2 separate regions of the Mus musculus genome follow, and region 2 is linked to region 1. The links are chromatin contacts, found by POLR2A ChIA-PET in ENCODE. All regions are on one chromosome and are shown on one strand. Each heading gives the region's core, a stretch centred on a gene start or an enhancer-like site at or near the end of the contact. The rest is flanking DNA. Distances are from core to core; before and after follow the strand shown. Region 1 holds the start of Ttll5 (tubulin tyrosine ligase-like family, member 5). Region 2 overlaps Ttll5 (tubulin tyrosine ligase-like family, member 5).

Region 1 (4,004 bases), core at 382-2,881:
CTCCTTTGGGGTCTGTCATACAGTCAGCACACAGAGGCCTCAGAGACCTTTCTTCCTTGCAGTCTCACTGGATCAAACAATTTGGATGGCACAGACTCCTGTAAGAAAGTCAAAGGACTTCAAAGACAATGCAGTTGCATACTTCAGGATTTTTTGCATGATCTTTAAGATGAAAAGAAATATATTCCTGAGTATTTTCCAGTCTCTAGAAGCTTACCTTCTGCCACAGTGCACCTCACATATCACAAAAATCAAGAATTTTTTTTCTGTGTTTGTTTGTTTTTGTTTTTCAAGACAAGGTTTCTTTGTGTAGCCCTGGTTGTCCTGGAACTCACTTGTAGACCAGGCTGGCCTAGAGCTCAGAGATCTGCCTGCCTCTGCTGGGATTAAAAGGGTATGACACAAAATTTTTTTCAAACAGATACTGTCTCTGCTGTATCTAAAAAGCTGTTACTGAATTTGAGTCGTTTTATATAATAAAAGAGCAAGCACCAAAGGAGAGGCTTTAGGGCACTGATGTGGACAGTTGATAAGCCTATGTTTAGAAAATTCTTTGCTAAACAAATCTGACCAGGATCAAAATAAAAATCCAAGGTTCAAAACCCTTGCCAATATTTATACAGACTCTACCACAAGCAAACAGAATAAGCTGTTATGTTTCTAGGAAAACCAAATCACCCGAACTATTAATAAAAGGGTGGTGAAAATATTTCTCCTCAGCAGGGATCACATAAATGGCCGGGGAAAGGGGAAGTCAAATACTCTAATTATTGGTACTTTTTTTTTTAATCACACATTTTAATCCGGATATCAAGTAGACACATAAAATTAGGAAATCTCCAATTCCCAGGCTTCTAACTTCAAACACTTTCCATAGAGAAAAAGTTTCATGTTCGTTATAGAGAAAATAGAAACGTTTAGGGAAAACGCTTAACCTTAATGTCACTACTCAAAGATAATCAATTCGTGGCAATTCTCCAAGCTTTTGCTGGTCTGTGCATTGACTTATACAATAAGACTCTCAAAAACAAAGCAACTGCAGCAAGCAGCAACAGTGACTAACCCCGACCCTACACATCTTCAGCAGAAATGAGTAATACCAAACAACCTCAATGATTCTTTTCGGGTGATTCCTAAAGGAACTTCTCGACCTTACCCAAAAATGCTTGAGAGTCTTTTAAGTTAAAACCTTCAGGGATGCCCACCTTTCCTCGGCTCCCTGAAGAGTAGAACGAGATAAATGCTCAGGAAGTCCTTGCCCCTACAGGGACCAGCCGCCAGCTCCAGCCCAGCACACCCCAACCCCAGGCAGCTCCGCAGGCAAGGACGCGGCGACTCTGCCGCAGCGCTTCTGCCCAGCACGCCCGGAAGCCAACAGCTGCTCCGGAGCTCGGAGGGAAGCGCAGCGGCGCCCGCCTAACCCTGGAGCGCACCTCCCCGGAGCGCGCCGGCGCAGGCGTTTACCTGTCTCATCTTCTCACGGCTCGGGGCCGGCAGGCGGGGACCACGCTCTGCTTCACCTCCCTCCTCCTTCCCCAGCCCGAATCAACGCAGCCGCCGAAGGCTGCTTCCCCCGTTACTACAACAACCAACAAGCAACCGCCCGCTAAGAGCCACTGCGCAGGCGCCCGCCAGCGGCGCGAACAACGCTCGGCTGCGGGCGCTGACGGATGGCGTCACCACGGCGCGCTCAGACACCAGAGCCAACCCAGGCTGTCACCAGAAGGTTTCTTGGCTCCTTTTTCTCTCTGCGTTTTCCCCACCCCTAAAAGACTGACTCCAAACTCAGAGTTCCGCCACGCTCGACAGAAGGGTTTACCGCGTGAGCGGCGTAGCAGGAAGAGGCTCAGGCGGCGGCAACTGCTGATTGGCAGCAAAGGAGTTCACTCCCTATCGCCTGCTCGAACTGAGCCAGCGTAGCCAATCAGAACGAGGACTGACAAAAACAACCCAATCCTGGAGCTGGGCTGAGGGAGGGGGCGGGAACAAGTGGCCCAGGTGGACTTGGGACCGGAGCTGGCCTAGGGAGAGCTGGTTTGCGGATGCTGCTGATACTGCTGCAGTAGTACTGGATCGTCAGGTAGGAGAATTTGGAGTGGGATGTAGCACCCGAGTAAAACTATCTGCAAAATTTAGGAAAGTGGGGGTTGCCTGGAAAGCAACCGGAGGTGGTGGTGGAGGAGTCTAGAAACGATGTCCAAGAGGAGGTGCTAGGAAAATGGAGATTTGGTCAATTCTGGGGATGGGTGAGTGAACGGGCAGTCGTTATGAACCTAGCTCTGCAACGAGCTTTCACTTTTCCTCATGTATTATCGGGTAACCCTCGAGATAGAGGCTTATATCCCCATTTTACGGATGAGAAAACCGAGTCTCTAGAGTCTCACTGGCTTGTCTGAACCCCTCAGATATGAGTGGTGTAGCTAGGATAGGAGTCTGCCTCTATTGATTGTTAATTAGTATCGCATCCATGCTGACCTGGGCAAGGGTGTACCCCACCTCTCTCTCCACCTCATAACTCCAAGGGAATGGGTTTAAAGAATTGGTAGAGTCATACAGAAATGCTCTGGTGTGTTTTCATCAGCTCTGGGATTTCTAAGATCTGTGAAATAAATGGAGGGTGTAAGTTCTACGTTCTACTGAAAGGGAGTGTGTGCGGGGGCGGGCTGGGGGGATTTTTAAATAACCCAAGCTGGTGTTGAGAGGAGAAAGTAAAAAGAAGTAGATTGGCATATGCTGTAAGTGTCTGTGAAGATCAGCACACCCCAGCATCTCTAGACTGGGACAGTCCCCGTTTGAGACCTCTTTCCTCTGGGTCCACCCTTTCTCTCCTGGAGCCCTTTATAGTTGGTTTTTCGTCATCACTTCACTTGATGTCTATATACACTGGGTAGTAGGGAATCATACTGAAACATTACCACAGTGATAAGGGAAGCCTGATAGTTTCTTACAGCTTTCAGGCCAAAGCAGTTAGCCTGACAATAGGTAAATGAAGGGCCAATATGATGGTGGCTATGACAAATTGTCTCTGTGGGATCCCTTTAGAGCTGATGGAAATCACTACTCAGCGAGGCTTGAGCTAAACAAAAAGTACCGAACCTAGCTCTCTCTCCTACCAGCTTCCTCAAAAAATGGGAACTTTGCTGCACCTGGCCGCACCCACCTTTAATCCCAGCACTCAGGAGGAAGAGGCAGATGGATCTCTGTGAGTTCCAGGCCAGCCTGATCTATGTAGAGTTCCAGACTAGCCACATAGTAAGACCCTGTCTCTAAATAAATAAATAAGTAAATATTTTTTAAAAGATGAGAACTTTATCAAAACATTCTATGAGGGAGTATTGCAACAGAGTCCACAGACCCTGGCACTCAGCCACATATTAGCTATGTTACCTAAGCAAATCACTTAGCTCTTGGTTCTGATCCCCATCTGTAAAGTGGAAATACTAATAGTGCCTGCCTATCCTGATGTAGGGAGTGAGTGAAATAAGATGTTATATACTTGGGGCACATATAAGTGTAGGACACAAGTGTTCCGTAACTATAGCTAATGTACTTTTCTTGAAACCCAACATCAAGCTATGACAGGTCTTTTCCAAGTCTTTTCGATTGTTTTAGTTTATGAAACATGATGTGTCTGGGAGCCATGCAGAGGGAAACTAAGAAGACTAGTCAGACAGTTACACTATGGTTTCCATTCAAGTGTATGATGCAACTTCTGTACATTTGATAGGATGTGTCCAGGTATCTGAGTAGATTTTGAATCACCCTGAGCTATTTGTATTGCAAAGGGATGGCATGAAGAGATGAAGGCGTAATACTGATTCCAGGCAAGTGGAGGGAATTCTGACTTACAGCAATGCTGTGCTTTGGAGGATTAGTTGAGCAAAGGTAAATGTGGTGCCACTTGCTGCAAGGTGTACTGGTCGTTCACCCTCTTTAGAGTGACCGAGCATTGGCAGGAACACAAGCTTGCCCAGAAATCCATTTGATTACTTATAGAAATGTCC
Region 2 (4,004 bases), core at 675-3,174, 45 kb before region 1:
TCCCATGTGTGCACTGTGATGTACATGTACAGAAACAGACAGCAGATAGATGAAACTTCCAAAATTTAAGATTTAAGAAAGCCCACACAACAGAATTTTATAGCCTTGACCTTTATGTCAAGAAAATATGGGACCTTACTTTCTTAGATAATCTGAACTCTGGACTCTAAATTATTTTAGAGCTAACAGATAACAAAAGAACTATATGTCCATTTTTTAAAATCAATCTGAAAACAAATATAGATTATCCTTATTTTGAAAATGAAGTCTTAGGCGGCCCCGGCTTACAAGAGTTTAATCACAGACACGCTGGACAGCTGCTTTATGATGGTGTAGGAACTCTGCACTCTGAAGGAATTACACTTTCAGTTCTGGATGTTCATCTTCTCTCACTCTATCAATATCCACTGGTTCTGCCTTGTAACCCTGAGCAGTAGAACACGCTGTAGCCAGTCGCCCACACTGTCAGGAGGGCAACAACCAATACACAACAGTAACCGGATTGCAAAGCTAACATTCCTGGCATGTTCGGTGTGTTAAACGCATTTTCTGGGGCTGAAGAGATTAAGAGCTCAGCAATAAAGAACAATGGCTGTGCTTCCAGGGAACCTGGGTTCAATTCTCAGCACCCATGTGGCAGCTCACAACCACCTAGAACCCCGGACTTTTTTCTTCTTGCCTCTCCCAGCAATACATGCATGTAGTACACTTACGCACGCACAAGTAAAACATTTAATGTGCATGAAATAAAAATAGAAAAATCTTTTTAAAATGTACTTTCAACTGAGTGACTAGAGTCAGCCAGATCTTGCTAGGCAGACAAAGGGGAAGAGGGGCCATGACTAGGAAACAAAGATAGCAAACATGCAGCTCCGTCCTCCCTCATATTTCTGACCACACACAAAGGTCTTCAGGCTTTCCCTCCAGCCACTAGAGCCTGTGGAGCAGTTTGACAAGGTCCTACAGGTCCAAGGCCAGATCAGGACATGTTTACCCCCAAATTGTGGATCTATCAGCCTCTCTTCGTTCAAATGGGAAAACCCTAAACTCAGGGAGGAAGCGCCTTTGAAGACCCCTCAAAGACTGGGAAATCCCAGCTGCTGAGGAAAGGCCAGGCTTTGGCTTCCCAGTCTCTGTCCTGCAGGGACTTTCTCTGCATGTGCCTTGTTCTGGGCTCCCTCGCCCATAGCAAAAGCCTTTCTTTTAACCAGCTCACTCTGTGGTCTGTCTTGACATCTTTCCCTGCTGCTACTTGTTGCACTTGATATTTGAAGTGGTGTTTGTTTGTTTGTTTGTTTGTTTGTTTTTCTTGACTTTTAATTCTTTAACTGACAGAGGGAAAGGGGAAAAAACCCTACCAAGAGCCCTAAATGGTAAGAAAGTGATGACGGTGATGTTGGAACATGACTCAATGGCAAGCAAGACGGATCTGCGGTGGGAATTTATAAATAGTACTGCACAGTGCCCCTAAGCTGCTTGTTTCAAGACCTTTATCAATATAGAAGAAGCACAAGGGGGAAGCAAGCACAAAGTCAGTAAGATCTTACTAATGCTTCTCTCACGTACAAACTATGACGTGGCCTGAACACCTGACAGTGTATACTCTTACAGTCAGTCGGCATCACAGAGCCTAGGTATAGAAGAGTTAAGTACTCAATTTGGTAGGTATATCTTCTACATTCAGAACAAATGCACAAAGCAAGGAGACTGCAGTAGTAGCACCTGAGTCATCTTTAGCATGTAGAGCTTCCTGCGGAGAGGGGTCACGGGCAATGAGACTTCATCTCAGGCACTCTTGCCAGAAGCAAGAGTTTCATCCTAGCCTGACCTAGAAAAATCTGATGGAAGACAACAGGCGGCCTGAGCCGGAGAGCTCTGATCTGCTGTCAACCAGCTGCAGCAGGGAAACTGCCAAAACGCTGCAGTTACTGGGCAGCGCCCTGCAGAGTCTGGGAGGGGATTACCAGCCTGATCCTTGGTCCTCAGAGCCAGAAATGACTCAGACTTCACAAACAGCAAAGGCCTGCCAGGGAGAGTGACAGGCTAGGAAGGACTTCTCTCTGTCGCTGGTATCTCTTCCCCCTACTTGCTGCGGTGGCAGATTCTGGACAGTGTACAGCCTGTGAGGTAATCTGAATTCCTTGGCAATCACCAAGTACCTGAATTCTTTCAAAACCACAGGAATCTAGCACAGAAAAGGTAAATACCCCATGGAGTCAGTGTTAATTAGCAAGCAAAGCTACTGAGCAAGGGCCCAGAGTTAGGGGAGGGAAGAAAGGAATTACAAATGATCTGGGGTCTTTTCTGCCTTTCCACTGGGTAATACGGCTGGGAAGGGCTTTGCTAGAAGAGGCCTTTTCAAAGTCTTTTCCCACTTCTCTGACCTGGGTGCAGCCCTCAGAACCCCCCTGGGACACTTTCATGAGCTGAGGCTACCTTTCGTTGAGTCACTGACAACTCACGTGGTTTCCAACTCAATATCTTTTTAAAATAAATTCTTGTTTCAGTGCAAATTTGGCTATTAACTTTGTCTCAAAAGGGACTTTCTCAGCTCACTTACATCCAGATTGGATCCTCCAACAGTTGTATAATCCAGAACAAAGTCTCTTTGGATTCTATTTTTTGACACAAAAAATGGACCACCATCATTTTGGTGAGAACAATACCCTATCTCTGGAAACCCAATGTCTCCTTCCTAGAAGCAAAACAGCAACCTGCATGGAGACTGTACAGCAGCAACCTGCATGGGGACTGTACAGTAGCAACCTGCATGGGGACTGTACAGCAGCAACCTGCATGGGGACTGTACAGCAGCAACCTGCATGGGGACTGTACAGCAGCAACCTGCATGGGGACTGTACAGTAGCAACCTGCATGGGGACTGTACAGTAGCAACCTGCATGGGGACTGTACAGCAGCAACCTGCATGGGGACTGACTGTACAGCATCAACCTGCATGGGGACTGTACAGCAGCAACCTGCATGGGGACTGTACAGCAGCAACCTGCATGGGGACTGTACAGCAGCAACCTGCATGGGGACTGTACAGCAGCAACCTGCATGGGGACTGTACAGCAGCAACCTGCATGGGGACTGTACAGCAGCAACCTGCATGGGGACTGTACAGTAGCAACCTGCATGGGGACTGTACAGCAGCAACCTGCATGGGGACTGTACAGCAGCAACCTGCATGGGGACTGTACAGCAGCAACCTGCATGGGGACTGTACAGTAGCAACCTGCATGGGGACTGTACAGTAGCAACCTGCATGGGGACTGTACAGCAGCAACCTGCATGGGGACTGACTGTACAGCATCAACCTGCATGGGGACTGTACAGCAGCAACCTGCATGGGGACTGTACAGCAGCAACCTGCATGGGGACTGTACAGCAGCAACCTGCATGGGGACTGTACAGCAGCAACCTGCATGGGGACTGTACAGCAGCAACCTGCATGGGGACTGTACAGCAGCAACCTGCATGGGGACTGTACAGTAGCAACCTGCATGGGGACTGTACAGCAGCAACCTGCATGGGGACTGTACAGCAGCAACCTGCATGGGGACTGTACAGCAGCAACCTGCATGGGGACTGTACAGTAGCAACCTGCATGGGGACTGTACAGTAGCAACCTGCATGGGGACTGTACAGCAGCAACCTGCATGGGGACTGACTGTACAGCATCAACCTGCATGGGGACTGTACAGCAGCAACCTGCATGGGGACTGACTGTACAGCAGCAACCTGCATGGGGACTCTACAGCAGCAACCTGCATGGGGACTGACTGTACAGCATCAACCTGCATGGGGACTGTACAGCAGCAACCTGCATGGGGACTTACTGTACAGCATCAACCTGCATGGGGACTCTACAGCAGCAACCTGCACAAGAAACCCACGGTAGCATACAGAGCAGAAGCACTACTACCAGGACCATGAGACAGCTGACTCAAGAGCCACATAGGCAATTTCATTTTGGTATCTCTTCAATAATTTACTCACAT

What was found. ChIA-PET counts read pairs that join two places held with the same protein, here RNA polymerase II (POLR2A).
Region 2: POLR2A ChIA-PET joins it to region 1 with 10 read pairs in Patski. The contact joins the enhancer-like site here to the promoter of Ttll5 in region 1. POLR2A ChIA-PET finds 5 or more read pairs at or near these places in 2 of 5 experiments (Patski and embryonic stem cell).

Annotation. Positions count from the first base shown.
Region 1 is chr12:85,822,547-85,826,550 of GRCm38, reverse strand. Ttll5 (tubulin tyrosine ligase-like family, member 5) reads right to left here and starts at 1,631. Exons shown (of 34, transcript NM_001081423.3): 1 at 1,465-1,631; 2 at 1-98. Erg28 (ergosterol biosynthesis 28) reads left to right here and starts at 1,658. Exons shown (of 5, transcript NM_021446.3): 1 at 1,658-2,080.
Region 2 is chr12:85,867,634-85,871,637 of GRCm38, reverse strand. All of the region lies in intron 9 of Ttll5 (tubulin tyrosine ligase-like family, member 5), which reads right to left. It overlaps Gm51990 (a long non-coding RNA gene), which reads left to right. Exons shown (of 2, transcript XR_003950216.1): 1 at 1-2,199. Among named protein-coding and RNA genes, the nearest start is that of Gm51990, 4.3 kb to the left of the region's middle. Within about 2 kb of position 1,924, at least 2 of the 3 ENCODE cell types and tissues checked have a DNase peak (open chromatin) inside an H3K27ac peak, as active enhancers do.